2 separate regions of the Homo sapiens genome follow, and region 2 is linked to region 1. Evidence: read pairs that join two places in POLR2A ChIA-PET (ENCODE). Cell type or tissue: A673. All regions are shown on one strand. Links, peaks and the distances in the headings refer to the core of each region. The heading gives the core; the rest is flanking DNA.

Region 1 (2,917 bases), core at 94-2,593:
CACTTTGGTCTGTGTAAAGTTCCATAAAGGGAGTCTCCCAAATACGCAGGACAGCAAGCAGCTGGTCCAGTAGCACCTCTGGTTTGAAATAGTTTTAAAAAGATCATGAGCTGCAGGAATGAGATATATCTTAGATGCCCTAGGAATAAAAAAAAGTATAGCCATGATTAGTATTTCAGTGTATGTTTCCTGAATGATAGATGCAGAAAAAAGAGCAGAGCAATGGGTGTTTCTCTTTTCTTCATGATGATAGAGAGTACATGAGCCTTGTACATTGTTGTGTGTGTGTAATGTGTGTGTGCATCCATGTACAGAGTTATATCTGGTGCCGGGGTGAGTTGATAAAAAAATAAGCTATCACTCCTAACTTCAGTGGATTTTCAGGAAGAGAAAAAGAGTATTAGAGTTGTATGACTATAGTAAGGGGCAAATACAAATTTCGTACTGATGAGTACCATGTAAGAGAAACAAAGCGCTCTGGGGGTTTAACCCTGGAGGAGATCATATTTCATCAAGTGAAATGAGGAAAGGCTTTATGGTAGACATGGACTCTATGCTCAACCTAGATGTGTGGGGAGGATTTCAACATATGGAGAAAGGGGATGGAAAAAGGGCATTCCACTAATCGGGCAGAGGGAGGACAAACATGTCCATGTGGGAAAGTGCAGAACATGCTGGTAGAACAATGTGGATTAACTGAAGCATCCCATTCTTATAGAAAAATAGTAAAAGATAAGAATGAACAGTCATCTTGGGGCCATATTAGGAAAAGCCTTAAATGTTAGGCTGAGTGTTTGGTTTTTAACTAAATAGAGAGTAAAGAATCTTTGAAGATTTTTAACATAAGAAGTGATATAATTGAAAATGCATTTTTCAGAAATAATGGGATATATTAGAAGGAGATTGGAAGCTGAAACCCATGAGACTAACTTTTCTAGTCATCTAATCAAAATGTAACAAATCTCTTATATTAGGATTGTAGAAGTGGAAATAGTAAAAAAAGAAAAAGTTTGCAGAAACTCTGAAAGTAGAATCTACAGACTTGACCACTCGTCGGATGTGCCTGGCAAGAGGGAGAAAATAGTCAGAGATGGTGCCTGGATTTCAGGCCCAGGAGATTAGAATAATAATGTTGTCATGGAGAGACAAGAAAGTCTGGAGTCTTGGAAAATGTTGAGTTTATTTTGGAGTGCATTTGGAGTGTACTAGCTAGAAACAATTAGAAATGCTCAGCAGGCAGCTAAATTACAGGAAATAGGCCAGGGCTAAGATATGGAATTGGGAGTCCTTTACTTAGCAAATTGTTAGCAAGTCATTTATTTAGAAAATCCACTATGTGCCAGGCATTGTATGATGTACTGGGATTACAAAGGTAAACAAGATTCATGGCTTCTGATATCTAAGAGCACTTACAGTCTGCTGAGTGATGCAGACAGGTGAACCCACCAGTCTCCTGCAAACTGATAATTGTTTGGGGTAAGAGAGATAAACACAGGGTGTTATGGCATCCAGAGGAGTTTCAGAACATGTTACTTACACTGTGGGGTCAGGGAATGATCCCAGAGACAAGTGACCTCTAAGTGGCAGGAGATCGAGGCAGTGAATTGGGAAGAGCATCCCCATGCAGTGTGGAAGCTCAGCTTAGAGTGACAGCAAGGTACAAATGGGCAGAAAATAGAAGATGAAAAATAGTAAGAGAGAAGGCTGGAAAGATGAAGCCAATTATTCAGAGCCTTAAGGTTACATTAAGGAATGTAGACTCTATCCAGAGAATCATAGGAAGTCGCTGACTGGTGTTATCCTAGTTTAATTTTGTAAAAATTGCTCTGCAACAATGTAGGAATAGAAAGAAGGAGGAAAAACACAGGGCAGTGAGATTCAGGAGACCTGGTCTTGAATAGTATCAATGTGGACTGAGAAATATGAATTGACTCAAAAGATAGAGGTACAAGTCTTCATGATTTCTTTTGTGGAGTAGGGGTAGTGGGAGAGAAGGGTCAAGAAAAACATCTAGTTTCTTCTTGGCTACAAGGTGGTTGGTGTTACCATTCACTAAGTAACGAATACAAAAGTAGCTAGGAATAGTGTTTGTGTGTGTGTATGGGTGTGTGTTTAATTTGATTTGTAGGAAGAGACCCGGTCTTGTGATGCTAAATTAGAGATTATATTTAAAGGGAGATGTCCAGTGGGCAGTTGAATATGTGTTTGATGGGTATAAGAGAGGTCAAGTCTGAGGCTACAAATTTTGAAGGCATTATCATATAAATGAAAAGTGGAACCTCAGAAGAGTATGTACTTACTAGACACATTCCCAGGCAAATACAGGAAAGTGCCAAGATATATCCCTGAAGAATATCCATATTTAAGGGATAGGATGAGAAGGAAGAGACAACAACAAAGGCTGGGACACTTTTACCAGAGAGGTAGGGGGAAACCAGAAGACAGTCTGTGTTCTAAAATACAAAGAAGGAATGTATCAACTAGGACAATGGGTTAACTGTAGTAAACATTGCCAAGAGGTCAGTGGAGAAGCCTGTATTGAATATAATGGAAAGGAATCATTAGTGTCTTAGGCAAGAGCAGTTTCTGTGGGCAGGGAGGAGAGAGGTCAAGATGTAGTAGGTTGCCACAGTGAAGATTCTAAAAGGTCAGGGAGCTTCAGTGGGACTGGTCTATTAGCTATGCCAGAAAGTTGAGTGGTGAGAACATAGGCCAGACAGCAAGGGTGAGAACTGAGCAAGTTGGTGGGGTGAGAAGGAGGTGGAAGAAAGGTGTGGGGACCACTTGCTCTAGAAATTCCGGGGGGAAAACAAGGACAAAAACTTTACTTAGAAGATCCATGGAACATGTTTGTAGGCAAAGAAGAAAGGGTCAGTAGAGGTGGAAAAATGGAAAGTACAAAGGAGAAACAGAGAGG
Region 2 (2,917 bases), core at 294-2,793, 91 kb before region 1:
TGTGGAGATATTTCACTTCCCTGATTAGCTGTATACCTAGGTATTTTATTCTTTTTGTGACAATTGTGAATGAGATTGTGTTTCTGATTTGACTCTCAGCTTGGCTGTTGTTGGTGTATAGGAATACCAGTGAGTTTTGTACATTGATTTTATGTCCTGAAACTTTGCTGATATTGTTTATCAACTGAAGTATTTTTGGGACTGAGACTATGGGGTTTTCTAGATATAGAATCAAGTCATCTTCAGAAAGGGATAGTTTGATTTCCTCTTCTCCTACTTGGATGCCCTTTATTTCTCTCTCTTCCCTGATTGCTCTGGCTGGGACTTCCAATACTATGTTGAACAGGAGTGATGTGAGAAGGCATTCTTTTCCAGGGCTGGTTTTCAAGCAGAATGCTTCCAGCTTTTGCCCATTCGGTATGGTGTTGACTGTGGGTTTGTCAGAGATGGGTCTTATTATTTAGAATATGTTCCTTCAATACCCAGTTTACTGAGAGTTTTTAACATAAAGGAATGGTAAATTTTATCAAAAAAAAGTGTTGAATTCTCACATCATATAAGACATTGTGTTCCCTCTTGGCATTTATGATGCTAATTCATCTTCATAATAACCCAATGGTTTGAATACTTATTATTTTCATTTTACTAATGGGAAAACTGAGACTTACAATTACATGCACACTAAATTTAGACTCTGCTTTCTGAGTTGATAAACCTTCAGAAGCGCCTTCCCTTTAAAAGCCTATGTTAGCTTCCCTCCGATTCCAGCAGCAGCAGAACTGAGACATAAATAGAAGGAAAGACTCAGGGACTTGTGAGGGTTCCCAGATACAATCCTTAGGGCTAAGTATACATCAGCAGGTCAAGTAATGTATTTGTGACTTGAGCACCAGCCTCTCTTGAGCTGTAGGATATCAAAAAAGCCCTGACCACGATGGTGGCTTGCAGCAGGGAGCTCTTCATCCCGCTTAAAAAGCAATATACTTGGACCATAAATTCTTAACATCCAGATTTTGTTTGCTACTTTTTTTTTTTTTTTTTTTTTTGAGACGGAGTTTCGCTCTGTCGCCCAGGCTAGAGTGCAGTGGCGCGATCTCGACTCACTGCAAGCTCCGCCTCCCGGGTTCACGCCATTCTCCTGCCTCATCCTCCCGTGTAGCTGGGACTACAGGCGTGCGCCACCATGCCCGGCTAATTTTTGTATTTTTTTTTTTTAGTAGAGACGGGGTTTCACCGTGTTGCCAGGATGGTCTCGATCTCCTGACCTCGTGATCCGCCCGTCTCGGCCTCCCAAAGTGCTGGGATTACAGGCGTGAGCCACCGCGCCCGGCCTTGTTTGCTACTTTAAAATGTCTCTTCTTCTTGCTATGTGGCAGAACAGTATGAAAGATGTGTTTCCATCTTTGTGTCTTGTTGTCTTTAGATTGCTACCACGTGTAGAATCATATCTGGGCCTGTCTATTTTATGTTATCCTAAGGTCTTTTGGTTTTAAACATTTCTCTTTGAATTACCACTTTAGCAGAGAAGGGCCAATCACCCAGTGGATGGATGGCTCAGTTTTGTTGTACTCTTTTCTATACAGTATTATGTTCTAGTCTTATTTTAACACTTCAACCTGAAAAGAAGGAAAAAATATGCCTTTACTACTTCTTTCTTTCTTTATCCTTTACTACTTCCCCAAAGGAAGGAGAGGCTGAAGTGACTGGTCAGAACTCAGTATTGAATGTCATTTAAAAGGCATCCAATCATCAGTGGGATTTTGCTTCCAGCTTTTGCCCCCGGGTGCAGCATTCACTCTTCTGTGTCGGTGATGCAGGTGCAGGCATACCCTGAGCAGAGCCACCAGCCTCCTCACACTTGCAGTTCCATCTCAGATTGGGGGATGGTGTGTGATGCATACTTCCCAATCTTGTCCATGTGACCTGTAGGGGAAGTAGATTCAGAGTCGTCTCCACAAACTGCACAAATGGAAAGGAGTAGGGCCATCTACTTTGGCTTACAGGCTCATTGTCTCTGAAGGAAAAAAAAACATGTATATATACATATATCTCTCTAGAAAAGTCCTACACCTACACCTGTTTGTATAAAAGATGTTAGGGCCAGGCACAGTGGCTTACGCCTGTAATGCCAGCACTTTGGGAAGCCAAGGCAGGGGGATCATTTGAGTCTCTACAAAAAAAATTAAAATAGAAGGTGTGGCTGGTAAAAAATAAGGTTGGTCCTTTATTTCCCACTTGCTTATTTTTCATTTTCTTTTGTTGTTGTTGTTGTTGGTGGTGTGTGTGTGACTATCAACCCCAGAAAGCTGTAATGATATATAATAGGATTTCAGTGTCAAAACTCCACCTTTGCATGCATAACAACTCATATTTCTTTTCTCTATCTTGTAACACTCCAGAGATAGAGGGAAGAGGAGAGGTATTCAGAAAAAGGGCAGGGATTTGAAGAGACAGAGGGTAATTCTCAACTCAGCCTTTAAACCAAGATGTTTCCTTCAGCTCAGCCACCCAGGTTCCTTCCTTCCCTTGGCAGATGTGGCAGATATTGCTAGTTGCCCACCAAAGTCTTTGCTCTCCAAAGTCTTAGCTGACCCCTGTGCAGTTAACTAGAGACTCCACCTCTTCCAGCCCCGCTGTGGCCAGGTGATGGAGCCCTATGGCATATGGGCCACTTCTGGATCTTGCTCTTATGTGGAGCAAGTCTGCTTTCTCCTTGTCACTCTCCTCTGCCACTGGCTGGCATGCAGGTATGATGGCAGAGGGAGGTGCCTGGGATCCAGAGATCAAGCGTATTTTGAGAAGAATAGAGCTTCCCTGGCAGCCTTGAACTTCTTATGTTTAAATATTATGTGAAAAAAGTAAGTTTTTATAATCTTTAAGCCATTGTGTCTTGTATTTTTTTTTGTTGCATTAGTTT

Evidence for each region. Peaks named below come from ENCODE experiments on the same cell type or tissue, not always from the same donor. Only the 100,000 strongest peaks of a DNase experiment are listed, where the experiment ranks them.
Region 2: POLR2A ChIA-PET joins it to region 1 with 5 read pairs; 2 of 35 experiments call an interaction of 5 or more read pairs at or near these places.

Annotation. Positions count from the first base shown.
Region 1 is chr15:46,406,794-46,409,710 of GRCh38, reverse strand. No RefSeq gene overlaps it. Among named protein-coding and RNA genes, the nearest start is that of SQOR, 770 kb to the right of the region's middle. In A673, for the core only: no CTCF peak of the experiment used is centred there; a DNase peak (open chromatin) is centred at 1,240.
Region 2 is chr15:46,497,851-46,500,767 of GRCh38, reverse strand. No RefSeq gene overlaps it. Among named protein-coding and RNA genes, the nearest start is that of SQOR, 860 kb to the right of the region's middle. In A673, for the core only: no CTCF peak of the experiment used is centred there; no DNase peak of the experiment used is centred there.